Regions from separate parts of the Homo sapiens genome. Here regions 2, 3 and 4 are each linked to region 1. The links are chromatin loops, found by intact Hi-C in ENCODE. Cell type or tissue: endothelial cell of umbilical vein. All regions are shown on one strand. Links, peaks and the distances in the headings refer to the core of each region. The heading gives the core; the rest is flanking DNA. Region 1 overlaps LOC107984219 (a long non-coding RNA gene). Region 2 overlaps ARHGAP12 (Rho GTPase activating protein 12). Region 3 overlaps LOC107984219 (a long non-coding RNA gene). Region 4 overlaps ARHGAP12 (Rho GTPase activating protein 12).

The links. Hi-C counts contacts between places; a loop is a spot of excess contacts. Peaks named below come from ENCODE experiments on the same cell type or tissue, not always from the same donor. Only the 100,000 strongest peaks of a DNase experiment are listed, where the experiment ranks them.
Region 2: it touches region 1 in a loop (12-fold over the local background); 70 of 110 quality-filtered maps call a loop at or near these places.
Region 3: a loop joins it to region 1, with 3 times the contacts of the local background. A loop is called at or near these places in 9 of 110 quality-filtered maps.
Region 4: a loop joins it to region 1, with 8 times the contacts of the local background. A loop is called at or near these places in 10 of 110 quality-filtered maps.

What each region holds. Positions count from the first base shown.
Region 1 is chr10:31,944,248-31,951,708 of GRCh38, reverse strand. The region is part of intron 2 of LOC107984219 (a long non-coding RNA gene); the gene reads right to left. Among named protein-coding and RNA genes, the nearest start is that of ARHGAP12, 19 kb to the right of the region's middle. In endothelial cell of umbilical vein, for the core only: a CTCF peak has its summit at 3,901 (motif pointing right); a DNase peak (open chromatin) is centred at 3,918; H3K27ac peaks cover 1,266 bases.
Region 2 is chr10:31,859,488-31,866,948 of GRCh38, reverse strand. ARHGAP12 (Rho GTPase activating protein 12) reads left to right here. Exons shown (of 20, transcript NM_018287.7): 4 at 5,291-5,554. Among named protein-coding and RNA genes, the nearest start is that of ARHGAP12, 66 kb to the left of the region's middle. In endothelial cell of umbilical vein, for the core only: a CTCF peak has its summit at 4,521; DNase peaks (open chromatin) are centred at 1,988 and 4,418; H3K27ac peaks cover 834 bases.
Region 3 is chr10:32,000,498-32,007,958 of GRCh38, reverse strand. The region is part of intron 2 of LOC107984219 (a long non-coding RNA gene); the gene reads right to left. Among named protein-coding and RNA genes, the nearest start is that of KIF5B, 52 kb to the left of the region's middle. RefSeq lists an enhancer at 4,466-5,281. In endothelial cell of umbilical vein, for the core only: a CTCF peak has its summit at 2,798 (motif pointing right); a DNase peak (open chromatin) is centred at 2,778.
Region 4 is chr10:31,833,124-31,840,584 of GRCh38, reverse strand. ARHGAP12 (Rho GTPase activating protein 12) reads left to right here. Exons shown (of 20, transcript NM_018287.7): 8 at 874-948; 9 at 1,266-1,280. Among named protein-coding and RNA genes, the nearest start is that of ARHGAP12, 92 kb to the left of the region's middle. In endothelial cell of umbilical vein, for the core only: a CTCF peak has its summit at 3,587 (motif pointing left); a DNase peak (open chromatin) is centred at 3,534.

The sequences.
Region 1 (7,461 bases), core at 1,268-6,267:
TTAAGCAATTTGGTTAATGTCTTGGTATATTTAATCATGTTTTATGTTCTTCCGGCTCACTGAAGTATTTGGCTCTTGTGTGGGTATATAATTTTCATCAAATATAAACATTTTTGGTCATTATTTTTAAATAGTCCTTCTGCTTCCACCCTCCCACCTCATATTTCTCTCCTTCTGGGACTCTATTTACAAGTACATTATATCACTTTTTGTTGCCGTATAGCCATTAAACTCTGTTCATTTTAATTTCCAATCTTTCTTCTGTGTTTCATTTTGGATAGTTTTTATTGCTGTGTGTTCAAATCCACTAATATTTTTTTTCCTGTGGTTTCCAGTTTGCTGTTAATATCATCCAGTGTAGATTTCTGTATTTGTCATATTTAGAAGTTCAACATAGGTTATTATCTTCTGTGTATCTCTTTGTCATGGTTCTTTAATTGTTTTAATGTCTTTATTAACTTTATCATATGTGCCATTTCAAGGTTTATTTCTATTGACAGACTTTTCATCTACTTATTTTACTGTTTGCATTTTCCCCTCCATGAGCTACAGCCTAGACACTCTCTAGACAGTAAGCTGGGACAAAGATAGGGTTCATCTCATTTGTTTTCCTTCTCCTAGGAAATACTGTCCTGAGCTTCCTGTTGTCCAATGTCTGGAAACCGGTGTTTCATGTATTTTTATCCAGTTTCCTGGTTAAGGTAGGAAGGTAAATCCAATTCTTGTTGTTCCATCATGGCCGGAAGTAGAAACTACTTATGTTTTTTGATCCTACTGAATGACCTTCCATATAGTCTGATGTCTAGTAATAAGGTAAACCGGCCTATAATTAAAGTAATGCACTCAGTGGATTAGCCATTGTGTCAGTGGCATCTTGTTTTATGTGCTGACAAAGGATTTCTTCTCTCTTGAAGGTTTTTAATGGACCATTCTCTTCAATTGTGTTTTTCTCCCAAGTTTTTATTTTTAAAAATGTGAAGCTTAACTAAAATTTGAGAAAACTGAACAATGAACATACATAAGCCTTTCATCTAGATTAATCAATTGTTAATATTTTGCCATGGATGCTTTATTTCTCTTTTTATATTTTTCAACCAATTAAAAGTAAGTTCTGGCCGAGTGCGGTGGCTCACACCTGTAATCCCAGCACTTTGGGAGGCCGAGGTGGGCTGATCACCTGACGTCGGGAGTTGGAGACCAGCCTGAACCAACATGGCGAAACCTCGTCTCTAGTAACAATACAAAAAATTAGCTGGGCATGGTGGCATATGCCTGTAATCCAAGCTACTCGGGAGGCTGAGGCAGAAGAATCACTTGAACCCAGGAAGCAGAGGTTGTGGTGAGCCAAGATCGTGCCATTGCACTCCAGCCTGGGCAACAAGAGCAAAACTCTGTCTCAAAAAAAAAAGTAAGTTCCACACCTAAATATTCATCCTGCATCTCCCAAGAAGAGGGAATTCTCTTATATAACCACAACAGCATTGTTCTACCTAAGAAATGTAATTGACGTAATAATAGTAATATACAGCCCATATTCAAATTTCTCCAATTATCCTTAAAGCTTTTCTTTTTCTAGATTCACAATCCAATCAAGAATACGGTTGATAAGGCCGGGCTCGGTGGCTCATGCCTGTAATCCCAGCACTTTGGGAGGCCGAGGCGGGTGGATCACGAGGTCAGGAGATCGAGACCATCCTGGCTAACACGGTGAAACCCTGTCTCAACTAAAAAATACAAAAAAAAAAGTAGCCGGGCGTGGTGGCGGGCGCCTTTAGTCCCAGCTACTCGGGAAGCTGAGGCAGGAGAATGGCGTGGACCCGGGAGGCGGAGCTTGCAGTGAGCCAAGATCGCGCCACTCCATTCCAGCCTAGGCAAGAAAGCGAGACTCTGTCTCAAAAAAAAAAAAAAAAAAGAATATGGTTGATAATTATGTCTCATTAATATCTTTTTAACCACAACAATCCTTGTGATGGTCAAAATGTTTATCATCCCTCAAAATTCATATGTTGAAATCCTAAACCCCAAGGTGAACCCTCATATACCAAATTAGAGACCTTGTAATATATGCCCATGGGAGCTCATTGGCCCTTTCCACCATGTGAGGACCCAACTGAAGGCACCATCTATGAATCAGAAAGTGGGTTCTTAACAGACACTGAATCTGCTGGCACCTTCTTTAAAACATTTGTAATTTCATTTTCATTTTTAGAGACGGGGTATCGCTTTGTCTTGCTTTGTCACCCAGGCTGGAGTGAAGTAACGTGCTCATGGGTCACTGCAGCCTCAAACTCCTGGGCTTAAGCAATCTTTCTGCCTCAGCCTCCTAAGTAGCTAGGACTACAAGCATGGGCCACCAATTCCCTGCTATCTGCTGGGAACTTGATCTTGGACTTCTCAGACTCCAGTACTGTGATAAATAAATTTCTCTTGTTGGTAAGCCACCTAGTTTATGGTATTTTGTTATAAAAGCCTGAACAGACTGTGAAAATCCCCGCCTTTTTTTTTTTTTTTGAGACAGAGTCTTACTTGCTCTGTCACCCATGCTGGAATGCAGTGGCATAATCTTAGCTCACTGCAACCTCTGCCTCCTGGGTTCAAGCCATTCTCCTGCCTCAGCCTACCGAGTAGCTGGGATTACAGGCACGTGCCACCACACACAGCTAATTTTTGTATTTTTAGTAGAGACAGGGTTTCACCACGTGGGCCAGCCTGGTCTTGAACTCCTGACCTCAAGTGATCTGCCCGCCTTGGCCTCCCAAAGTGCTGGGATTACAGGCGCGAGCCACCGTCCCTGACCACACCCCCCCTGCCTTTTTTTGTCTTTTATAATATTGATAGTTTTGAGGAGCTCAGGCCTACTACCTCATTTTATTTAGATTTTTATTTTTCTTTAAAAATTAAAAAAAAATGTTTTGTAGAGACAGGATCTTGCTATGTTGCTCAGGCTGGTCTTGAACTCCTGGGCTCAAGCAATCTCCTCACCTTGGCCTCTAAAATTGTTGGCACTGCAGGCATGAGCCATTGTACCTGGCCTAATTTAGATGTTAAAGGATTGTAACAGTGTTAGTAAATTTTATGACAATTTGAGAAAGAGAAACTCCTAAGTCATTTTGGACTAATATTCATCCTGTCACTTTGAAGACTATGCTAAATTTTGAATGTGAATGAATCTCATTTTAAGAACTAATACCCTAAAATTGCTTAATGACTCAAGTGTGCTATTATATAATAGAACTTAAAAGTAGAAAACATCTAATACTGCATTTTTTCCTAGTGAAGGGATAAGCAGTTGAGACATTTTAGCTCTATTTTGTTTTGTCATTTTTGTTTTATGATCACAGGATTACTTAAAAAGGTGGACAGCTGGGCACGGTGGCTCACGCCTATAATCCCAGCATTTTGGGAGGACAAGGAGGGAGGATCACTTGAACCCAGAAGTTTGAGACCAGCCTGGACAATGTAGTGAGACCCCGTCTCTACAAAAATTTTAAAAAAATTAGCCAGTTGTGTTGGCGTGAGCCTGTAGTCTCAACTACTCAGGAGGCTGAGGTGGGATGATCACTCGAGCCTGGGAGATTGAGGCTGCAGTGAGCTGTGATCTTGCCACCGTACTCCAGCCTGGGTTGACAGAGTGAAAAGAAAAAAGAAATAAAAAGGGGACCTAACTTTTTTACAAGCACGATTTTTGTGTAGTGTATATAGAAAGTCAATTTTTTAATGTGTTCAGCAGCTGAAATCGTTGTATACTTCCCCATGTGCAATGGAACAGAAAAACGCTCGTTGTTTTAGAACACCAGAATATGCATGAGACATAAATGTGTTTTTCCCTGATGAAAACAACTTCATTTCACTTCCGGAATTTCAAAACTACCATCTGGTAGTCAACCCTGTTTTTCCACCAGATGGCAATAACCCATAATGGCTGAGCAGGATGAATGGAATGTACACAAAACAGTGCAGGGTGTGAGCATTAAAAGGGCTGTGAACGTGAAATGTGGTAATGTAGGAAAAACGATGAGTCCCAGGAGAAGAGGATAAATAATGGATTGCTAAATCTGGCACCCTTGGAGCTAACAACATCCATCATAAAAGGGGTCACATCATTTAAGAGCAAACTTTAAAAGCAGAAAGCGTTCCAGTATTTGTTATTTTTTTTTGGTTTGTTTTCAGAATCACATATTATAGAACAGCTGACAGAGTGGAAAAATTGTTGATATTTAAGTAGAATCTGTACCAAAAACATATTGTATGTTCCTAACAGAAGTGATAAATTCAGAGAGATTATTTTAGGAAAAAGGAGGGAACCGGAAGAACTGCTGATGAAATCTGCAGGCCACTTCTCTTCCCCTCCACCATGACTTCAAGAATCCTGCTGACACTTCACACTTCTCTTCCCAAGTCTGTTTAACTGGGTACACCTATTTGGTTTGGATTTTAGGTGGCATAATACAACCCAACCCAATGCTATTCAAACTCCTGTAAATAACTGACAGCAGGCTACAGTCCCAAATTACAACACGATTTTCTTTTTTGACAGGTTTTATGTAAAAAGACTTTCGCCCCCTATTAAATATCTGTCATTTTCTCTTGCTCTGGGTTCTTTTTCTGAGAACTAGACATACCTCTGATAAAGGTCATGCTATTCTTTTTGGAGACTAAATAATACCAATATTTATCATTATTTTTACCATTTTCCTTTCTTTCTTTTTGAAAAATAACAATATGGGCCTGGCGTGGTGGCTCATGCTTACAGTCCCAGCACTTTGGGAGGCTGAAGGGGATGGATCACCTGAGCTCAGGAGTTCGAGTTCGAGACCAGCCTGGGCAACATGGTGAAACCCCAGCTCTACAAAAATTACAAAATTATCCAGGCCCATGCCTGCATGCCTGCAAGGCTACATGCCTGTAGTCCCAGCTACTTGGAGGCCGAAGCAAGAGGATTGCTTGAGCCTGGGGGGCAGGGTTTGCAGTGAGCCAAGATCCTGCCATTTCACTCCAGCCTGGGCAACAGGGTGAGACCCTGGACCTTGTCTCAAAAAAAAAAAAAAAAAGTTAAGGAAAAAATAAAAACAACATGGAGAAACCCCATCTCTACTAAAAATACATAATTAGCTGGGCATGGTGGTGCATACCTGTAATCCCAGCTATTCAGGAGGCTGAGGCAGGAGAATCGCTTGAACCTGGAAGGTAGAGGTTGCAGTGAGCTGAGATCGCGCCATTGCACTCCAGCCTGGACAACGAGAGCGAAACTGTGTCTCAAAAAAAAAAAAAAAAAAAAAAAAGAAGTAAAGAAGTTCCAGCTTGTCAGATAAAGACCAGAATTTTAAATAGACTGGAAAGAACTAAAACAAAGGTGGTTATTAGGGCACATGCTTACACAATTTCATAGGAAGCAGGACCATTTCCTTTTGTTTTGGTAAGTACATCAATGATCTATCTAATATAGGCGAAGATGTACATAAAACAAACAAAAAAAAAGAGATGAGATCTAAGCAATTCAGGTTTCCTTAGAAAATATTTTTTTTAAGGGTGCTCTAATGAAAAATGTTAAGCTCTTCTCTCTCTCTAACATTTTTATGTTCACTGTAAATGTCCTAAGGAATCAATATAAAATTCTTGAAAATATGGAAAAGTAAAAAGACATCAGTCTAAAGACAACTAATATTAACATTTTTGGCTGGGTGCAGTGGCTCACGCCTGTAATCCCAACACTTTGGGAGGCTGAGGCAGGTGGATCACTTGAGGTCGGGAATTTGAGACCAGCCTGACAAACATGGAGAAACCCCGTCTGTACTAAAAATACAAAAAAAGTAGCGGGCCATGGTGGCACATGCCAGTAATCTCAGCTACTCCGGAGGCTGAGGCAGGAGAATCACTTGAACCCAGGAGGCGAAGGTTGTGGTGAGCCGAGATTGCGCCATTGCACTCCAGCCTGGGCAACAAGAGCAAAACTCCGTCTTAAAAAAAAAAAAAAAAATTAACATTTTTAGTGTATTTTCTTTCATAGTTACTTTTTAAAAAAATAATTGTTTTCTTCATCTTTAAAAAAACCTGTTTATTTTCATGGGTGTTTCATAGTGTTCATGACCTCATCTCTCATATTACATGATAACATAAGTCTTTTCCTAGGTGATTAGAAACACTTCATAAAACAATTTTAATTGCTTCACATGTTTCAGTATAGTGAGCCATACTTTAACATATCACACATTTATTTAGTTTTTCCTTTTGCTATTACAAATAGTAGCACTGTGATGCATGCTCTAGTGTATACAAAATATTTTTCATATTTAGGCTTATTTAGGATGGATCCCTAAGAGTGAAATTAGTAGTTCAAAAAGCATAAACATTTTTAATGCTTTGTCTTTTATTTGTATCATTGCCAATTTTTTTTTAACAGAGCTGAGTCCATTTACACTGCTCCTAGCAATGTGCAAGAAAGCAGCTTTCACACTGATGCCATTACTGTATTGTCATAAAAAAACAACCAACCAAACACTTTGGGTCTCTCAGTAGTGTTTTAATTTGCATATCTTTGATTACTAGTGAGATGGAACCTTTTCCCACTGTTTGTTAAACAACTGAATTTCCTCTTTTGTGAATTGTCTACTTTGTCCTTTGTCTGTTCATCTCTTGGGGTCTTTGTTATCCCTATTTACATAGAGAACTGACAAGCACTGCCCAGAGAAAGGCCTTCTGTATGCGACACCATGGAATTCTTCCTCTTTTAAGTTATTCCAGACGAAGCATTCAAACAGCAATGTGAAGGGGAAGCCAGGAAGAGCAAAAAGATCAGCAATATATTTTTCTGTGCTATTCAAATGAAAAAAGGTTCATCTTACTGCAGTAAAATGGCTCTGTTCCTTTACCTAATCCAGTACTTATTTTAATACTGTGTATTGGAAATTTTGATCACTTTTCAAAGAATTCATTGTATATTATATAACACCGGGAGTACATCTCACCATGACTCACTGCAAAGCTATGGTGGTTACACAAAGTGTTGCCATGCCAGGCTCATCTTTTAAAATGATTTAATCAGATGTGATTTTAATTTAATTTAACTTGATGGAGTGTCATACTTTATTCTGTAGCCACTTCCTGAAAGGTTGGCACTTCCACGTACAGCTTTTCTTCTGAATACAATTAGAGCAAGTACAAGGAGGGGATATAAATACAGACTCCTGGCTGGGTGCAGTGGCTCACACCTGTAATCCCAGCACTTTGGGAGGCTGAGGCAGGAGGATCCCTTGAGGTCAGGAGTTCAAGGCCAGCCTGGGTAACATAGTGAGACCCTGTATCTATTGAAAAAAGTAACAAATAAATAAATACAGGCTCCTGGCTTTGAAGTGAAGGTAGTTCAGCTGAACTGTTCTCACACTCTGTACTGCAGTGTCCCGTCCCAGGCTTCAGTGACATGCCTGCCAGTGGCAATGGCAGGGCTTCAAGCCAGTAAATAAG
Region 2 (7,461 bases), core at 1,674-6,673, 85 kb after region 1:
CTTTAGATTCCCTGATTTTTAAAAATTAGGGACTGGGCACGGTGGCTCACGCCTGTTAATCCCAGCATTTTGGGAGGCCGAGGCGGGTGGATCACCTGAGGTCAGGAGTTTGAGACCAGCCTGACCCAACATGGAGAAATCCTGTCTCTACTAAAAAAATATAAAATTAGCCGGGCATGGTGGCTCACGCCTATAATCCCAGCTACTCAGGAGGCTGAGGCAGGAGAATCGCTTGAAACAGGGAGGCAGAGGTTGTGGTGATCCGAGATTGTGCCATTACACTCCAGCCTGGGCAACAAGAGCGAAACTCTTGAGACCAAAAAAAAAAGGGAGCATTTCCTTCAACTTTTTCTCTTCTCATTGTATGGTGTTTATAATTATTTCCATTTCTTGTATTATTCCCAGTGTTTGTCCTGTTCACTCACCGAGATTGCTAGACTCTGGATTTCCCCTTGCTGGGCTGATTCCTGCAAACCACTTCCGGCACAAAGCTTGGGAGTGGTAGGATTCACCTTGTTTGTTTCTCTCAAAGATTACAGTCTGCAGCTGATTGTTGTACAATGCCTCACAATACTTGTTTTCTGTATTTTACTCGCTTTTCTAGTTTATGGCAGGAAAGTAGTTTCAGATCCTCATGGCTGGTAGCTGAAGTCTTTAAAAACTTCTTAATTGCTGAATTGAGTGATTCTTTCAGAGTCCCTGTATTGAAGTCTTTGAATTTGATACTGTCTAGTTTCCCTTCTTTTGAAATTTTCCTTCTTGACTTTCAAATGCTATTCTTTCCTGGTAGACCTTCTACTTCTAACTTTCCTTTCTGCCTCCATCACTTAGTCTGGTTCTTTAGTTATGTTAATTGCAATAATAATTATTATGCTAACAATAGAAATCACTATGCAAGATCATATGCTGACTTTAAACTTATGTTCTCATTTTAATTCATAAAGCAACAGCTTAGTATTTTCCAGGGTTCTCATTTCATCTTGCACTTACTCTGTATGCTTTCATATGTTATTGACCCCACGTGTATATTAATGACTTCTATATTTTTAGCCCTGATTTTTTTTTTTTTTTGAGACGGAGTCTTGCTCAGTCGCCCAGGCTGGAGTGCAGCGTCGCGGTCTTGGCTCACTGCAAGCTCTGCCTCCTGGGTTCACGCCATTCTCCTGCCTCAGCCTCCCGAGTAGCTGGGACTACAGGCGCCCGCCACCACGCCGGGCTAATTTTTTTTTGTATTTTTAGTAGAGATGGGGTTTCGGCATGTTAGCCAGGATGATCTCGATTTCCTGACCTCGTGATCCACCGGCTTCAGCCTCCCAAAGTGCTGGGATTACAGGCGTGAGTCGCCGCGCCTGGCCAGCCCTGATTTTTGTAAATTGGGAACTGAGTTCCCAATTTATATAACCAACAATCTATTACCATTTCCACTTGGGTTTTGAAAAGACTTATCAACCTAATGCAATCTAAATGTAACTCCTGTTTGCCCTTCTCTTTCCATTCTTTTCTTCATCTTGACATTAACTGTAGTAAAACTACACACACGGTAAAACAAACTGTACTTCACATAAGCAAACATACAACCTGTATGTTAATTTAACCTTCTGATTGTTTCTTGAATCTGTCCCTGCTTCTGCATTCCTACTGTCTTGTCCTATTGCAGCTCTCTTCATCTTCTGTCTGTACTACTGTACCAACCTCCTAGTTGCGTCTCTCTAAAATCTGTAATATTTTAAAAATTTAAATCAGAATGCACTTCCTGGCTTAATCTTCAGTAGTTTCCTAAATGCTTCTGGATGTTTGCTTTGCAACATGACCTTCAAACTCTCTGTGCTGTTACTTGCTTTTCCTTAGGCCTTTCACTTGCTGCTCCTTTTACATACTCAGTATGTCAGCATCATTCCCTGAAAGTACCATGCTGTTTTTCCTAGCTTTTGTTCTTCCTCCCTGCTGTTTCCCCAACTTTTACCGGGCTAACTCCTGTTTATTTATTTCTAAGGCTTAGTCACTTGTTTCCGGGTCTCTTCCTTTTTGCTCCCACAGTGTCCCATGTGTAGCTCTAGCATTGTGTCTATTATTATCATGTTTCACTTTCCTTTACCATGTTACGAGGTTCTGGAAGGCAAGGAGATTTTAAATTCATAATTTGTAGCCTAATCACCTAGCTTGAGTACATGATGCTCAATTCATTTGTCAATAGTTTCTATCTTAAAAAGGGACACAACTGTCCATCATTTTTTCAAAACTAGAAGCGTGGATGTTTTCTTAGTTTCCTCTCTTTATCACATCTAACTGGTTCCAAATCCCTAATTTTCCTTTTTTGGAGGAGATACATGTTTGCATACTTTTGTTCGTGTTTGTCATTAGTTTGTTTATTCATTCAACAAATTACATTAAGTGCTCCTGTGTACTGGGCAGTGTACTGAATATTGTATGCCAAATATTGCATTGTATTTATGGAATCTATAGGTTAATTTTTGGAGAATTAGCATGTTTATGAAGTTGGTTTTATTTTCCATTTAGGAACAAGGGTTTATCTATTGAAGTTTAATTTTAGGTACCTGAGGAAGGTTTTACAAATATTCTTACTTGATTTTATACATTTCTTTTAAGGCTTATTTGTGTTAGTTTTTTTCCTATTATGAATGAGATTTTTTGGTTGTTATATTTTCTAATTTGTCATTGCTTATGTATGGGAAACTGACTAGATAATCAAAAATCTGGCCAATTCATGAAACTCTTTTAGTAGTTTTTGTGGATTTGGGTTTTTAACTGTTGGTTATTTCAATGACAAATGACAGTTTCTTTTTTCTTTTACGTATTTTATGAGTTTAATTCATTTTTTGTATCTTAGCACAAATCCAGTACAGTGTTGAGTAGAGCAATTATACTTGGCAGTTAGTTATAAGTGAGATATGTTTACAGTGTTCTTCTATTTAATTCTTCCCTGCTCTTGTTTCAAAATTATGTTAACCTTATAGACCATAATATACTTCAATTTTAATCTTGACTTTAATGGAAGAACTTATCTGTCTTGTTGATTGTGATGTTTAAATACTAATAATTTTTAAAAGTCAAATTAAGGAAGTGTCACCTGTTCCTATCTTGCTAAGAGTTATATCCTGAATCTGTGTTGAATTTTATCAAATGCTTTCTTGGTGTCTGTAGAGATGATCGTGTTTATCTATGAATCTAAAGAATTACAATATGAGATTTCCTAAAGACAGACTTTCTTAATATCTGTGCTTGTTTCATTTAATGTAGTGCTAGATTTCTAATGTTTTATTTAGGATATTTTCTTCCATATTTATAAGTGAGATATGTTACAGTGTTCTTTTATTTAATTCTTCTCTGCTCTTGTTTCAGAATTATGCTAGCCTTATAGATTGTGCTGAAGGCCACTTCAGGTTTTTCTAGCTGGAAAAACTTTAAAAATTTAAACTGTTTAAACAACAGGAATTGTTTCTTGAAGATTTAGTAGAGTTTGTTCATAAACATCATTTAGAAAATGGCTGTTTCTTAGCATCTTTATTTCCCCAAGTTCTAGTCAAATATCAGGAGCAAAGTAAGAACTTCTTTAATATTGGTTGAATAAATATTCTCTAGATATTCTAGGTTCTGAGACATGATTTGCCATATAGAATTTTTATATTAACAGAATTTATTTTCATCAGAGAAAACACATTCACTAGGATATGGAATTAATCTGAAGGAGAAATGATATCTGTCTCCATGGATAGATTTTCTTCATAGAAAGATGTTGTTTAGTGATAAATTTGAAGCTAACGTTTTAAGGAAAATAGTCGAATTTGCATCATTGAATATAGTACATGTATAACTACCATGTGTAAGAAGACCAACAGTGACCATTTCACAAACATGTATTTGTGTTTGGGTTATTTTTACTGTTTTCACAGAGCTTATTCTGTGATTTAAACTCACAAACATTATAGACAAATATTTTTAGAAGTTAAAGCACTTTAATTTCAATAAAACTGATTCAGTGTTTCCATTCAGTATTCTTTTCAAATTCAGTATTTTAAAGCATTCATGAAACTCTAGTTACATTTCAGAAGTAATTGAACATCTGAATATAATTCTAGGATTTATAGGGAAAAGCAGTGGTTCCTCAACTAGGGCCAGTTTTGCCCCCAAGGGACATTCATCAGTGTCTGGAGGCTTTTCAGTTGTCACGTCGGAGGCGTGTGTGTGTGTGTGTGTGTGTGTGTGTGTGTGTGTGTGTGTGTGTCTGTGTGTGCATGCGCCACTGTCATCTGGTGGTTAGAGGTCAGGGAAGCTGATAAACATCCCACAGTGCAGAGGATAGCCCTTACAACAAATAACTTTGTGTCTCAAAATGTCAGTGGTGCTAGGGTTAAGAAATCTTGCTGTAAAAGGAAAATATATACAGAAATACAAATACATAACATAAGCAGGTGTTCTCAGACGTGTGTTTTTTTTCTTCAGCAACTGAAGTTCTGTGTAACCTAATACAATTTACAGTGCCCTTATACAAAGGGTATGAAGTAGCTTGCTCTTGACTGACATCTAGTGAGATATTTAAAAATAAAAAATAAAGCTGTAGCTAAACATTAAACATGTAAATCAGAGTTACTACTAATTCTTACTTTTCTACTGTTAGGAAATTCACAAATAAGGAAGCTAGGAAGAGATTAAATGATTTGTTTATAGCCTCTGAGAAATTATACCTGAGAAGGAATAGAATGTAGTAAATTCTTAGCTTAAGTATTATTCCTCTTTTATGTTTCACTTATGTTCCTGATTTAATGTTAGAGCTTAGAATATGAAATCTTTCTTTTGATAATTTTCATAATAAAAGCTGTGCTACTCATATGTAAAACTTTTTATATTTTAAAGTATTGCCTAAAATCATAGAATTTGAGAGCCAAAAAAGACCTTGGTGGTTTAGTCCAATTCCCTCATTTCTTGAGATAAAAAATTTCACTTTCAAAGAAGTAAAGTGATGTTACCCAATATCATACAACTTGTTAGTGCCAGATCTTGAATTAGAACCCACAGCTCTTGGCTGTCCATCACACTGTTTCAGGTAAAGGAAAGTATTATGCATACTTTGGATTTGGTTTGAAGCTTTTATTTATTTTTCAATGAAACTATGAATATTAAAACTGTTAAATTATTATTTCCTCAGAATATATTCACCTGTATATATGTTTTAAAATGAGTTAGTATTGTTTATAAATCTCCTGTTTCATTTAATTTTGACTTAAATGTTATACCAGTTTAAACATGAAATTTAAAAATGTTTATTTCACAGGCAACCACACCTCCAAATCAAGGAAGGCCAGATTCTCCTGTCTATGCTAACCTTCAAGAACTGAAAATATCCCAGTCTGCTCTTCCCCCACTTCCTGGGAGCCCGGCAATTCAGATTAATGGAGAATGGGAAACTCATAAAGACAGCTCAGGGCGTTGCTATTACTATAACAGAGGGACACAGGAAAGAACTTGGAAACCTCCTCGTTGGACTCGGGATGCAAGCATCAGCAAAGGAGATTTCCAAAATCCAGGGGATCAAGAGGTATGAGTAATTAAGGAATCAACTGCAAGTTACCAGATTTTCTCTTTTCATTATTCAGAAACCAAAGAAGTAAATAGTTTTGTTTCTTACTGTCAGCATGTTAAAACACGTGATCTCTAAGATCATTAAAAATTCTTTCCAAGCTTTACTAAAATATTAATGCTAGCTACTTCCTAATCTCTGACTAATGGACAGCTGCTAACCTGTGTGCGTACTAGTTCCAGAACTGGGTTTAAGTTGTCTAGTGCCAGTGCACCCCCTTATGTCTTAGAACATACTATTTCAGTTGTTACTGCACAAGCCGATGATATTTTAAGTTAAATTTAATTCAGTTTTTTAAGAGATGGAGTCTAGCTCTGTTGCCCAGGCTGGAGAGCCCTGGTGCAATGATATCTCACTGTAGCCTCAAACTCTTGGGCTTAAGCGATCCTCCCACCTTAGCCTCACTAGTAGCTGGGACTACAGGCACATGTCACTGGCTGATTTTTAAAAATTTTATTTGTAGAGATGGGGTCTTGCCGCCTGACTTCAAGCAGTCCCCCTGTCTCAGCCTCCCAAAGTGCTAGGATTACAGGCGTGAGCTACTGCACCTGGCTGTCCAGTGACATTTTTTAGAAAAAAATAGAAATGTGATGTGACCCAGCAAAATAAATAGAAATAATATATTTCTCTATTGGCTTAGTATGGCTACCAGACTACTTCCCATTTTTTCTCTTTGTCAGTCAGCGGTACAAGACCATTGTTTTATTTATATATGAGGGAAATAATTATAATTCCTTTGCTACAATTGAATCATTCTGTTAAGTCTAACAATTCACTTTAAAATCATTATTTTCTCTAACAAGTGTCTGTACTCTTTTTCTCCTTCTGGTTTCACCTTCCTCCATACCTCTTGCAGGATGGTGCAGTAAATTGGCCAGCTGTGTTTTAGAAACACTTATCTCAGTAGTCTGGCAAGAGGCCTTGGGATTATTTAAACGTACAGGAGTAACTTGGTAGGATTGGTAGAATAGAGTGAAATCCTGCCATTTGGTAGGTTGGAGTCCCTCCACCTGCATAGGACATCCGGCTGTTATAGAAAGCAGCTAGCTCGTACAAATAAAAGCAAACTTCAGGTAGATAGGATCTAGAAAAATCAGGGAACACATCTTGTATTTAGCAGACTCCCAAAAGCTTTTTGTAGTTAATAACTCCCTTCTTGTCCCATTTTTCAGTTGGTTTATTTATAGCTTTAGTTTGGTAATAATTTGTGTTTTTAGTGTTCAAGTGAGAGCAAAAATAGAAAAATTGTTCATGTTTAACTATAACAAGAAAGGAAAATTTGGCTGGACGCAGTGGCTCATGCCTGTAATTCTAGCACTTTGGGAGGCAGATCACTTGAGGTCAGGAGTTCGAAACCAGCCTGGACAACATGGTGAAACCCTGTCTCTAAATTAGCCGGGCGTGGTGGCGGGCACCTGTAATCCCAGCTACTTGGAAGGCAGAGGCAGGAGAATCGCTTGAACCCGGGAGGTGGAGACTGCAGTGAGCCGAGATTGCACCACTGCACTCCAGTCTGGGCAACAGAGTGAGACTCTATCTCAAAAAAAAAAAAAGGAAAATTTTATTTGAATTGTACATTAGAAAGATTTGAAAATAAGCTATCCAGTGTATCAATAATAAAGTAAAATTTAACAATTTTAGAGAATTAGGAAAAAGACTAAATTATAGACTAAAAGAATTTGAAGTATACATAGGAACTTTTAACATGTTTCTTAGCTATTTTAGTAAATAGATGGGAGTGACTATGTATACAGGGTCTCAATTACTGGTCTCTATACAAATTATATGAAGATTAATATTTCCAAAGTGGCTGGAGCACATCTTCCAGCGACTTCTTGAGAAAAGTTGTGTATGGGAGGTAAAAT
Region 3 (7,461 bases), core at 761-5,760, 57 kb before region 1:
AGTAGATGGGACTACAGGCACCCGCACCATGCCTGGCTAATTTTTTGTATTTTCTTTTTTAATAGTAGAGATGGGGTTTCACCGTGTTAGCCAGGATGGTCTCGATTTCCTGACCTCGAGATCCGCCTGCCTCGGCTCCCCCAAAGTGCTGGGATTACAGGTGTGAACCACCGGGCTAAGTATTTCAGTATGTATTTTTAAAAGATAAGGACTCCTTAAAACATACCCAACAAATACCATTATCACATCAAAAAATTTATAATTTCCTGATATTCAAATATTTAGTTTTTGTAAACAGTTTGAGTCAAGATCCAATGGAAGTTCATATATTAATGAAGAGTCCGACTCTTACTAATTTTTTCATTGCAATGTATGAAGAAAATAACTTTTTTGCCCTGTAGTTTCCCAGATACTGCAGTTGCATCCCTTTCATATCATTTAACGAATTTCTGTGGCCTTTATGTTTCCTATAAATTTGTTTCAGATCCACAGACGTAATCAGATTCAGATAGTTGTTTTGTTGGATGGGGACAGTATTTATAGGTGGTGGTATTCCATCAGGTGGCACATAATGTGTACTTGTCTCTTCTTGAGCTATTAGTCACTATTGATGATCAGTGCCTAGATCCATCTAAATAGGGGATACAGACACAGCATTTTTTTCATTTGTTTGCTGCAGTAGAGAAACTTGGTCTCTTACTTTATAGTTATCTAGTGGGTGTGTTTGTATAGTTATCTAGTGGGTGTGTGTGTATAGTTTGTGTAGGAAAGACAAGGTAAATGCTTCTTTCCGTTTATTTGTAAGTAAGTTTCAAAATGAGCTGCTTCACTACTGTCTTCCAGTAGTGACTAGTTTCGTATTTTTTCCTTTTTGGTTTTTTATTATTTTATTATCTTTTAGGTGTGCTCTATAAGCCTTTGTATTAATTTTTTTTCCTTTCCTGGAGAAATTTGAAAACAGTTTTTTTTCCAAATTAAAAAAAATCGCAGCACATCTAAGGAATAGGATGCAAAAGGGAATATAGGAGTGATAGAAACTAGTGAGAAAATTTATACACTCATGCAGGCAAACTAGGATAGGGGATGGATAATTAATACAGTATCATAACTGATGGCCAGAGAACTTGATTTTTTTTTTTTTTAATTGAGACAGGGTCTCTCTTTTTTCTTTTCTTTTTTTTTTTTTTTTGAGACAGGGTCTTGCTGTCACCCAGGCTGGAGTGCAGTGGTGCAGTGGTGCGATCTCAGTGCACTGCAACCTCTGTCTTCCCAGCCCAGGTGATTCTCCTACCTCAGCTTCCCGAGTAGCTGGGATCACAGGCATGCGCTACTACGTCTGGCTAATTTTTTTTTTTTTTTTTTTTGGATTTTTGGTAGAAATGGGGTTTTGCCATGTTGTCCAAGCTAGTTTTGAACTCCTGAGCTCAGGTGATTCACTCATCTTGACCTCCCAAAATGCTGCGATTATAGGCGTGAGCCACTGTGCCCAGCCTCCAATGCTTTTTTTTTTTTTTTTTTTTTTGAGATGTAGTTTCCCTCTTGTTGCCCAGGCTGGAGTGCAATGGCGCAATCTTGGCTCACCGCAACCTCTGCCTCCTGGGTTCAAGCGATTCTCCCCTCAGCCTCCCGAGTAGCTGGTATTTTAGGCATGCACCACCACGCGCAGCTGATTTTGTATTTTTTAGTAGAGACGGGGTTTCTCCATGTTGGTCAGGCAGGTTTTGAACTCCCGACCTGAGGTGATCCACCTGCCTTGGCCTCCTGAAGTGCTGGGATTACAGGCGTGAGCCACCGTGCCTGGCCCGATGCTTTTTAAATTTTTCTTGAGAGAGGGTCTGGCTCCGTTGCCCAGGCTGGAATACAGTGGTGTGATCTTGTCTCACTGCTACCTGTCTGTCCCCCAGGCTCAAGCTGTCCTCCTGCCTCAGGTTCCCTAGTAGCTGGTACTACAGGCATGTGCCACCATGCCTGGCTAATTTTTGTACAGATAGTTTCACCATGTTGCCCAGCCGGGTCTCAAACTCCTGAGCTCAAGTGATCCACTCCCTTCGGCCTCTCAAAGTGCTGGCATTACAGGTGTGAGCCCCTGTGGCTGGTCAGCTTTTTTAAAAGATGGGGTCTTGCTCTGTCACCCAGGCTGGAGTGCAGTAGTGCAGTCAGTCTACTGGGGATCCCATGCTGGTGGATCATACAAAACTCTCAGTGGCTGCTTGAGGCTCTGTCGTCAAGAAAGGCAAACTCACATTTTTCTGTTAGAACAAATTGCAGGCCCTCCTGGGATAGGAGACTCTATGTACTCAACTTACCACCAAGTTGCTAGTTGGTTTCTTCAAGGGACAGTTGAACTCAATATTGCTGGTAGGACGTTAGGCAGCAGACGTAATTGGATCAGCCTTTGTAAGTGGGAGCCGTTGCTACTGGACGTGCATAGCTTTCATCTCCCACTGGCCACACCATTCCTGTGCTCACGATACCAGCACTGCAGCGATGGATGACAGACTGGCGGATGACAGACTGGCTGATGTCAACCATTGGTTAAATTCCTCTTCCCTAGTAGATACTGTCTGGTAGGCATTAACATGTCACACAAGATCCTCACATCCTTTGCTGATACCCCTGTCTATGTCTACGGGAAGGGCAGGCACAGCAGCTTGAGACTTCTGTTTGGCCTTTGTCACTATACAGGATAACCTGTATCCAACAGGCCAAAGATGTAATGTAGTGATCATGCCAGTTACCAAGTGTGTCAATTCTAGTTAGACATCAGAGACACGGAAATGACCAGCAGAGGGATCCACAGAGCATGTGCTGCTTTAATGTGAGCACTATATGTTACCTAAATAGAACCATACCTCCATCTGCGGCCCCTATGATGATGCTTTAGGTTTCTAGGTACAACGTCAGCTTAGACCCTGTATCCAACAGCCTTCAAAATATTTGGGTGTTCCCTTTTGTCCATTGTTCAGTAACCTGAATAAATGGCCATCATTCTTTTGAGGGCAGGACTGGGGAATTGTAGTCGGTACTGGGTTGTTGCAAGGTCTTTCCTCCTGGGGACTGGACCTCATGACTGCAGAGGTAATCAGGTTAAAATGCAGTCATTTTCCAATATAACTTAATCCAATATAACTTAAAGGGAATGCATAGAGGGGAGATGATTAGCAGAGATGGCATCTACAGGCTAAGGAAAGGGGCCTTGAACAGCTCTTTCCCTCACAGACCTTAGAGGGAATCCATTCTGCCAACACCTTAATTTTGGACTTGTAGCCTCCAGAACCATAAGACAATACATTTCTGCTGTTTAACCCACCCAGTCTGTGGTACTTAACAGCAGCCCTAGCAAACTAACACAATAGCCTGCTCTGATAATTCAGCAGGACCCTCTAGGCATTTCTCCTTAGCATGGTCAGCATAAGCTTTGTACAGTTGAGCTTTGTCAGTACAAGAGAAAGGGGCTACTTTTCTCAGGTCTGGCATGCTTCCCCTGGCTGCTTATTACCATCCTGTTGTCAGGCATGGCTCAGCCCCAGCTGTGACCCGAGTATGCAGTCAGTTAGCCAGCTTTCAGCTCTGGCCTTGGCCCTGTGACTACCTCGCTAGCTGGCAGGTGGCTCCCTCTGAGCCTGTCCTTCAGCCTCAGCTCACACATAGCCTGGAGAGGCACTCCCTGCTTGTGGCTGCAGTTTTCTGTCCTCTTGTACTCTGGAGGAGTGTGCCAGCCTCAGCCCATGTGTACCCCAATGGTGTGTTTCCTTCTTGCCCGTCCTGGCCATGATTCCCTGCTTGCCAGTGGCAGCCTGAATGTACCTCAAAGGAAAGTTCCTTGGTGACTGACTCAGCTGTCACCCAGCGCAATCCAGCAAATGTCCCTGCCATACAGTGGGCTGCAGCCACACCTCTGCAAGATCTGAAACCCAAACTTGGGGAGGGACATCCCTATCTAAGAGTTTGATCCTTCCTTGGGTACTTTCCCTTAACCCTAGGGTATCCTGTAAAGTTTTATGTATCCATTTGTAAGGCAATCCCCTTGGACCTTGACTGATACAAAGGGTGATATGTAAGTTTATACTCAGAATCTTATTTATTATTTATTTACTGAGACAGAGTTTCGCTCTTGTCGCCCAGGCTGGAGTGCAATGGCATGATCTCGGCTCACTGCAACTTACACCTCCCAGGTTCAAGCGATTCTCCTGCCTCAGCCTCCTAAGTAGCTGGGATTGCAGGCGCCTGCCATCACGCCCAGCTAATTTTTTTTTTTTTTTTTTTAGACGGAGTCTCGCTCTGTTGCCACGCTGGAGTGCTGTGGCACAATCTTGACTCACTGCAGAAAGTAGGAAAGAAAAGACCAGAACAAAAGGCCTCAGATCTGAATAATAAGCATGCCATAAAGAGAACAGAAGAAACAGCAGAGGAAATCACCAATGAAACTGAAAGCCATGGCTTTCCAGTGCCCAGCACAATATATAAAAACAGACCCGCACTAGGGTATGCCATTGTGAATTTCACTACAAGGAATACCTGAACTAGAAAAAATTTTAAAAGTTTCATACAAAGGACTGAGAATCTGAATGCCTCAAATAACATCAGATATGAGAAGAAAGTAGATCAATATCTTTAAAATTCCAAGGGAATGTTATCTCCAGCCTCAATTAGTGTAAGGGTAGGTGGAATAAAAAGGTTTCCAGGCACACCAGTTCCCAAAAATGTTACTTCTTTATTTTTATTTTTTAAGACAGGCTGCGGTGGTTCAGTGGTGTGATCTCAGCTCACTGCAACTTCTGCCTCCCAGGTGCAAGAATCACTTGATTCTCATGCCTCAGCCTCCCAAGTAGCTAGGACTACAGGCATGCACCACCTCCTGGATTCAAGCAATTCTCCTGCCTCAACCTCCTGAGTAGCTGGGACTACAGGCGCGTGCCTCCACGCCCGGCTAATTTTTTCATATTTTTAGTAGCGACGGGGTTTCGCCATGTTGGCCAGGCTAGTCTCGAACTCCTGGCCACAGGTGATCCACCCGCCTCGGCCTCCTAAAGTGCTGGGATTCCAGGTGTGAGCCACTGTGCCCAGCCTGTATTCAGAATATTTAATGCTTAGCACTTTCCCCTACTTGGCTGTCTGAATGCTGGTAGCCAGGCTTATGCTTCCAGCCAGGAGATGAGAAGATTCTGTGCAAAATTTGGCAGCTGATATTGGGGGTCTCCAGGGAAGCAGCAGTTTCAGGAATGCCAGAGTCAACAAATCCTACTCCTATGAGCCGGTTGCTTCCAGTCAGCTTATTGTCCCCCTCTTCAATATGTGCAGACAGGCAAGGATCACCAGCCATTTGAGGAATGCCTCTAGGGTGAAAGGTAGAATCAAAACCCACAACCCAAAATGGAGCAAAGTGGGACTGTGAAGGGAGAAGAAAACATTTTTAAGGAACTGCCACTAATATCCTCAGGTTTTGAAATTGTAAGGTTTTTCTCCATCTAAGAAAAAAAGAATATTCAGAAAATAAGTCCTGAAAATAGAAATTAAAAACTCAATAGAAGGGTGAGAAGATGAAGTTGAGGAAATCTCCCACAAAGTAGTACAAAAAGAACAGCTGGAAAGTAGGAAAGAAAAGACCAGAACAAAAGGCCTCAGATCTGAATAATAAGCATGCCATAAAGAGAACAGAAGAAACAGCAGAGGAAATCATTAGTGAAACTGAAAGCCATGGCTTTCCAATGCCCAGCACAATATATAAAAACAGACCCGCACTAGGGTATGCCATTGTGAATTTCACTACAAAGAATACCTGAACTAGAAAAAATTTTAAAAGTTTCATACAAAGGACTGAGAATCTGAATGCCTCAAATAACATCAGATATTAGAAGAAAGTAGATCAATATCTTTAAAATTCCAAGGCAATGTTATCTCCAGCCTCAATTAGTGTAAGGGTAGGTGGAATAAAAAGGTTTCCAGGCACACCAGCTCCCAAAAATGTTACTTCTTTATTTTTATTTTTTAAGACAGGTTGCGGTGGTGCAGTGGTGTGATCTCAGCTCACTGCAACTTCTGCCTCCCAGGTGCAAGCAGTTCTCATGCCTCAGTCTCCCAAGTAGCTAGGACTACAGGCATGCACCACTATGCCCGGCTCGTTTTTTTATTTTTGGTAGAGATGGGGGTTTCACCATGTTGGCCAAGCTGGTCTCAAACTCCTGTCCTCAAGTGATCCACCCACCTCGGCCTCCCAAAGTGCTGGGATTACAGGCATGAGCCACCGTGCTGGCCAGCAAAAATGTCACTTCTTATGTACCTTTTATCGGGAAGCTGTTCCTCAACCACAATAAGGGAGTAAACTAAGAAAGATGCAGGGCATACAAAAGAACAGAACCCCCAAGGTGACAGCATACACAGCAACCAGTCCAGACAAGAGCCAGTCAGAGACGCTTCCAAGACAAAATGGAGAGTAATTGATATATTTGAACATTTTGAGAGGAGATTTATAAAACTGGAGAGTTTAGGGTGGAATAAATGATTGGTACAAAGAACACTAAGAAAAAAATTACTATTCATAAAAGAATCATATAAGCAAGAAAGGGAAAGTCATAGTCTAATTACATGGCTCAGTTGTGATTGGCATGTCGTTGTCATAATAATGTAAACAAGGATTATTAACGAAATTCATGATATGCCCTTATTGGGAAGAGGAGGAGTTGAGGGGTGTGTATGTTTGTTGATGGTAGTGAAAGAGTCCTCATCTCCCTTAGTGATGAGACAACTGATAATGCTTAAACATGAATAATTCGGAAGTACTGGAGATCTGGAGATGAGAACAGAGAAAGTGGTTGCTTCTGGGGAATGCAAAGAATGTGAAGCGGGAAAAGCAACTGCTGGTTTTTCAAGGATGTTTTCTAGAGCTTGTTTGACTTTTTGGGCCTCAGATTGTATTTTGCCATCAAGCTCCCTGGGAAGTACAGTCAGCCCGCCATATCCATGAGTTCCACATCTGTGGATTCAACCAACCACAGATGAAAATATTCCAGGAGGGAAAGGCCGGGTGCAGTGGCTTATACCTGTAATCCCAGCACTTTGGGAGGCCAAGGCAGGAGAATCACTTGAGTCTGGGAGGTCAAGGCTGCAGTGAGCTATGATCGTGCCACTGCAGTCCAGCCTGGGTGACAGAACAAGACCCTGTCTTACACATAACATAAAATTTACCATCGTGACCACTTTTTTTTTTTTTTTCAGAGTCTCACTCTGTTGCCCAAGCTGGAGTGCAGCAGCACAATCTCTGCTCACTGCAACCTCTGCCTCCTGGGCTCAAGCGATTCTCCCGCCTCAGCCTCCTGAGTAGCTGGGATTATAGGCGCAGGCCACCACGCCTGGCTAATTTTTTATTTTAGTAGAGACAGAGTTTCACCATGTTGTCCAGGGTGGTTTCGAACTCCTGAGCTCAGGCAATCCGCCCGCCTCAGACTCCCAAAGTGCTGGGAT
Region 4 (7,461 bases), core at 1,656-6,655, 110 kb after region 1:
TGATAGAAACAAATTAATAATAGGTAATGGTGTATGATTTAAAAAATTCTCTTTTTCTGAAATTATTCAAAACATCTAAGGAAATGGAGAAAATTTAAGTGGAGGTGGGCTACTGCTACCAAAAAAAAGTTTTTCAGTCTTACCCTCCATGAATAGTCCTATCAACATCTGTAATAGAAATCATATTCTGTGTTTTAATATTGACAAAGCAGACTGCTTAAAAAAAAAACACGTTATTGGTTTGGTCTTATGATACTCTTGTAGGCTTAGACATTAAAATTTTTTTTTCTGGGGAGTTATTAATATTTAAATCGTAGGTTTCTTTCTTGAATTTAAAATATCTTATTTCTAATTTTTGGAAAGTTTTCTATAAATTACCTTAAATACTAATAGCAATTTAATTTCTTATATAGCTTTTGACTAAAATTAAATTCTCATTCTGGCATTTGCTAAGGTATTTCTGTGACCTTGCCTAATCCTGGGTATTTATACTTACCATACCAAGAGCAAGTTAGTATCATGATTATAACTTATTTATCCAGAAGTGTTTAGGTTTTACTTATTTTAATATGGTTAATTCAAACTGATATAACATCATGATTTTAAGGCAGCTTGTATCATTTCTTTTGAGTAATTCCATATGCATTATTTAAATTTAACTGTAATTGCTATAAAAAGCACCATATTTTATAAACTTTTAATAACGTTTGTAGTTTTAAAATCATTACCTTATTAGCTTGGAGCTGAATATAGAACGAAAATAACGAGGAAAAAATTTGTTATTCTCTCTTACTAAGCTCTCCCACTGTGAGTAGAGGCAGAAATATAATTATATAAAATAGAGTAACTTTTTTCATTACTTATTTCTTGTAGGAATCTCCAACTGCCTCAAAACCCTGCTTTCCTGAAAATGAGTCTTCTCCCTCCTCACCAAAGCACCAAGATACAGTTAGTATGATAGAAGCATATCTTATAATGTAGTCCAGTTATTTCAATCAATTTTAGCAAGTTAATTTACTCTTAATGTAATGTTTAAATGAGCTTCTATTAAATTTCATTGGTTTTTCTAAAAAATCACAATCAAAATAAGTTTAACAATCAGATTTTATTGATTTAAAAGTCCCCCTTTTGTTTAAAATATGGTATCTTACATGATTAAATTATATACCATATTTTTAAGTGATGAACTTATATTTGTTTTTAAAAATAAATATAAAATTCCCAGACAATACTATGACATTATACTTTACTCTTTTTTTCCTCAGGCCAGCAGTCCAAAGGTAAGAAGCAATCCTCTCCTTCTTAATAGGCATAGACACCTTCATTTTCTATGCTGTAAAATATATTGCCAAGTCTGTGCCAGATGAATATTGGAAATAATATAGCTTAACTGTAAGTTCTCCTAAACTGGAAAACCTCCATGTGACTTCTGTTAAGATACCTGTCTTAACTCTGATGAAATTTTACTTAATTTCTGTATTTATACTCATTCCCAGTCTTTTCTGTTGCTGATCATGCTATTCCCCTTCAATGGCTTCTGGGTTTTTTTTCGTTACCGTTTTTTAAATAGAGACATGGTTGCGCTCTGTTGTCCAGGCTGGAGTGTAGTAGAACCATCATAGCTCACTGCAGCCTCAACCACCTGCCCCTCCCCCACCAGGCTTAGGTGATTCTCCCGTCTCAGCCTCCCTAGTAGCTGGGACCACAGGCATGCACCAGCACGCTCTGCTAAATTTTTTTTTTTTTTTTTTTTTGAGATGGAGCCTCACTCTGTTGCCCAGGCTGGAGTGCAATGGCATGATCTCGGCTAACTGCAGCCTCCACCTCCCAGGTTCAAGTGATTCTTCTGTCTCAGCCTGCCGAGTAGCTGGGATCACAGGCATGCGCCACAACACCTGGCTAATTTTTTGTATTTTTAGTAGAGACGGGGTTTCGCTATGTTGACCAGGCTGGTCTCAAACTCCTGCCCTCAAGTGATCCACCCACCCTGGCCCCCCAAAGTGCTGGGATTACAGGCATGAGCCACTGTGCCTGGCCCGCTTGGCTAATTTTTTAAAAATTTTTATGGAGATAAGGGGTCTTGCTTTGTTGCCCAGGCTGGTCTTGAACTTGTGGCCTCAAGTGATATGCCTGCCTTGGCCTCCCAAAGTGCTGGGATTACAGATGTGAGCTACCACACCCAGCCTGTTTTCTTGTAGAATGAAGCCCTAAAATTCTTAATGAGCATGACAAGGCTGTGCATGCTCTGGCTCCTGAGTGCCTCCACCACCTCATCTCATATTTCCTTTTCCCTTCTTGCTTGTTGTCCTACCACACCACCCTTCTCTCAGTTCCTCAAAGGAGCCTGCCTTTCAGATCAGGGTCCTTGTGTGTGTCATTTCTTCTGCATGCTGAAACATTCTCCCCGACATCTTTGCCTGGTTAGCTTCTATTCATTCATCAGGGCTTAGTTTGAACTTTTATTTCCTCAGAGAATTTTATTCTAATTCTCTAGGTTAGGCAAAGTTTTCCTATAATACTCTTCATAGTATTTGATTATATATTATTCGATTACATAAAATAACTTGTCATTATTTATTTCTTATAGGAACCTCCAACTCTCTATTAATGTCTGTCTTCCCCACCAGACAGAGTAAAGCTTCATTAGAGCAGGAACAGAGTTACCCCATTACCTCCCACAGTGCCATATAATAGCTGCTCAGTAAATATTTGTTGAATAAATAAATGAAACCTTAAAGCTTTTTAAAAGACAAAATTTTATTATGGCTTCTCTAGTTTATGAAATTATGATACACTGTTATTTATTAGGATACTTCAGATTTCCCAGAGGTAAAGATTTTCACAGATACTGTTTCATTTTTCTAACTCTTTCTCCATTCCCTAGTGCAATCTGGTCTTTTTGGCACTAATCAGGGGTTGTACACATTTCCTTCTGATGTTGGCTTAGGCAGTACCCCTGCCTAGAGTGGGCCTTGCTTTTTCTATACATAGTTAAATCCTATACCTCCATCAAGATGGACCCTTCCAGAAAGCTTTGTCAGACTAACGTAGCAGAATAATGTTCTCTTCTTTATCTGAACTCTCAAGTCACTAATTGCATTGAATAAGTGCAAGTTATTATATGTACTTCTAGTCTCCCTACCAGGTTTTAAATTCCTAAAAGAAGTTTAAATAGAGGACAGATAGAGACTACATGCATCTACTTATCTTTTGCATTATTTGCACAGTACTGGGTACATAAACATTACATAACGATAAAAGTGAACATTATTTTGGTGGTTTTGGCAAGAATTGCCATACGAATCTAAGGCACTGTTACTACAGTACTCTTAATCTGTCCATCTAGAAAAGTAGGAAACCCTTTAAAACTATTTTAAATGTAGGTAATGCACAGTTCCCACAAAGATCTTTTATACATTATTTTCATTTTGTTAAAAGAGAATTCCTAAGTAATCCTAGAAGCAAAGTTTTTAAATGTTGCACATGCAGTTACAAGGACTGTTTTCAAATTATTTCACCACCCATTTATCCATTTTCTGAAGTTTGACAGCAGCTAGACCATGCCGGACTCACAGTACCCTCTGATGGCCATCACAGGGAACTGCCTCGCCAATGTTTCTTCTGTTTCAATCTTTTTTTACCTTTAGGTGAAAAAAACAAACCGCCATGTTAATTCTACCAGAGGTGGTTCTGTTTTTCCATCACCAGATGGCATTCCTTTTTTCCTGAATGCTCCATCCATGCTGTTGTGCCCTCCCATGGAGGTTTCTGCCCTCTGTGACATCTCTTCACTCCCTCTGCCCTCTGGTTCCTCCTCTGCGCTTGCATGGCTTCTGGTATTCTTGCGTCTCTTTCTCACTCGTACCCAGTTACTACAGGGAGATATTTCCCTCTTTCTTTGCGAGTTAAAATCTGATTGGTATAAAGGCTTAGTGATAAGAAAGAAGGAAGCTGCAAATTTAGAAGTGGAAATGATACCATCATCATTTTCAGTTCTTAATGTCACCTTAAAAATCCCTGCAGATTGCTCATCTATCTCCTTTAATCACACCAGATTTAAAATTTCGTCCCTTAATATAAATTTTAAACATGTTAACTTTTTCTTTTCTAATTTTTAAATGATTGTTACTTTTTGTAGTCCCTTTAAATCTGCTTGAAATAGGCAGTATATACATTTTTTAAAAGTCAATAATATATTTGTCTACAATTTGACTATAATATGGATTAAATAGGTTTTTGTGGGCTGATCTAAGAAGCTATTCATTATATGTCCCAATGTACCTATGAGAATATGCATTTTAAAATTCCCAATTACTGAATACTGAGTAAAGTTTTAGAATATGCATTTCAGAAACTTGAGCTTTGATATTGTATGTCCACTTATGGTATTAATATGCATTAATCAATTTAGAGAAAAAGACATTTTAAAATTTAATGATTTGAAGTATTAATGGACAAGTTGCTTATTTTTTTCATTGAATATTACTATTCTAAGGCCTTTTTAAAAAACATGAATGTTTAATTCTTTTTATATCCATTGACTCTTTAAAAATTTTATTTTTATTCAGATAAAACTTATGTAACATAAAATTAACCAGTAACCATTTTAAAGGGTACAGTTCAGTGGCATTTAATATATTTACAACGTGTGTGGCTATCACCTCTGTTATAGGACTTTTCGTCACCCCAAAATAAAACCCATACCCATTAAAAGTCACTCCCCATTTCACCCTCCCCAGTCCCCTGCCCTTGATAACCACTAGCCTGCATTCTGTTTCTATGTATGGATTTACCCATTCTGGATGTTTCATTACAGTGGTGTTTTTTCAATGCTATAGGTACAATTGTGCAAGTTTACTTATTCTATATTTTTAAAATCTTATTATTACACAATTAACTGAAGATAAGGATTTTGATCAGGTGTATTGATTTTGGTATATCACACTTGTTAGCCTAAATTGAGAAGTACCTACTTTACTAAAAGAATGCAACATCAATTAGAAATTGTGGAGCCTGCAAAGTAATTATGAACTTGTGAAATTTTCCCCAGATTACCTAGTAGAATTTGAAGTTTATTGTTTTCTTGCCTATTAGGATAGAATAATATTGTTACTCAATTTAACCATAATTTGCTAGTCCTTATTAAAGCATTCCTGCTTATTTTTAATATAAAGTTTCTTTTAGAGTATCAAATACTTAGACCAACAAATATTCATGTATAAGTTTGTATATATTTTATGGGACTTAAGATATTTTTTATGAAGCTTTCTTAGTAAGCAACACAAAAACATTGGTTGATTTTGACACATATTATGTAGAGAAAGTATACTAAATAGTATGAAATAAAAATCTGTTTAAATTTTTTTCTTTTTTTTTTTTTTTCTTTTGAGACGGAGTCTCGCTCTGTCGCCCAGGCTGGAGTGCAGTGGCGCGATCTCGGCTCACTGCAACCTCCGCCTCCCACATTCAAGCAATTCTGTGTCTCAGCCTCCCAAGTAGTTGGGATTACAGGCATCTGCCACCATGCCCAGCTGATTTTTTTATTTTTAGTAGAGATGGGGTTTTACCATCTTAGCCAGACTAGTCTTGAACTCCTGACCTCGTGATCCACCTGTGTTGGCCTCCCAAAGTGCTGAGATTACAGGCGTGAGCCACCGTGCCCTGCCTTAAATGTTTTTCCTAACTCTTACTTGTGTATCCAAACCTATATTACCCATCTGCCTATTTATTTTTATGTCAAATTCAAAAACTTAGATATTTAATAGTTAAAGCTTTATTTTCTCTGTTATTGACCCTCATATTTCTTTCTTGTTATAGTACTGTTAATTTATTGGTAAATTACTTCATCATATATGTATTGAATGCCAACTACATGCTTGATACAGTACTAGGCACTGGTTATTGATGAACATAACAGATGTGGTTCCAACTTACGGCCTAATGGAGTGGATAATGAAGTAATAAAAGTAATAAAAAATACACAATTGTACTTTGCATTAAGGGTGTCTTAGTCCATTGGGGCTGGTATAGCAAAAATATAAACTGAGTGGCTTATAAACAACAGAAATTTATTTCTCACAGTTCTGGTGGCTGAGGAGTCCAAGATCAAGGCATTGATAAATTCACTGTCTGGTGAGGGCACCTTCCTGGTTCATAGATGGTTCCTTTTTGCTGTGTCCTCACATGGCAGAAATAACAAGGGTTCCCTTTTATAAGGGCACTAATTAGATTCATGTGGGCTTCACCTTCATGACCTGATCATCTCCCAAAGGCCCCACCTCCAGGTATCATTACATTTGAGATTAGATTTCAACGTACAAATTTTGAGGGACACAAACATTTAGTCTGTAGTAAGTACAATAAGGCAAACAAACTGAGGCAGTCATAAATAGTGGGAAGTTTACTTAAAAGTGGTCAGGAAAAGCCCTAAAGTAACATTGAAGTGGAGATATTACCAGCTACCCAGTTGCTCAAGCTTGACAGTTTCCCCAAGATCTTTGCTCTCACCCTAGCAAAAGTCCCTGTCAATTTTGTCTTCTGAATCTGTCAAATTGGGCCCCTTTTCTCTGTCACTGCCACCACATTCAGGTCTTTATCATCTCTTATAGTAATGATTAAAATAGTATTCTAGTTGGTTCCTGGTCATGCTACCCTTTCTTAGTGCATTCTTTCTGCTACCTCATTTCTTGCCACTTCTCCACCTCACCCAATACTTGGGGGAATTTAAAATCCTTCAAATATGAAATGCTGTCTTTAGCCCCTGTGCCTTTCACTGTTGGTTGTTTTTATCTCCTGCTGTTTCAGTCTAGCTGACTCCTGTTCCTTAGTTCAAGTGTCAAGTTCCCCAGGAGGCTGTCTGATGTCTTTCTCTCCCAGGTTGAGTTAGGCATAGCTTTCTCATAGCATGTATCACATTGCATGGGAATTGTTCTTTGTATTTGTACGTTTTGGGTGTAGCAAATTTTGTTCTTTATGTTCAAGTTAGAGTGATTAATAGAGCATTAGTACTTGGGTCTTGATCCCTGTGACCATTTGGTGAAAGTTCTGGACCTTTTCTTTGAGTGATGCATATATACATGCTCAGTTATGTTCCAGTTTCAGTCTATCCGTTGATTTGGGTGAGAATCCCTGATCTAGACTCTCCCTCTCATCCTTAGGCTTAGGCTGTCTATCACTACTGCTATGCCATCCATTTTTCTTCCTGTTTTGATGCCTGTGTTTCCTTCCTGCCTCTGCTTTTTTTTTTTTTTAATACAAATTCAGCTGTGGCATTTTTAAAATGGGCTTAATTCCCACCTCTCTGCCTTTCCAATTGCTGAGTTCCCTAGCTTAAGTAATCAGTGCCCATCCACTCAGATTAATGTTGTTACTTAGTTCCCATATGATGGAAAGATTGTTTTCTCCCTGCTTTTGAGGGGTGCAGGCGGCAAATTAAAAATGTTCTTCTTTAACATCTTATGC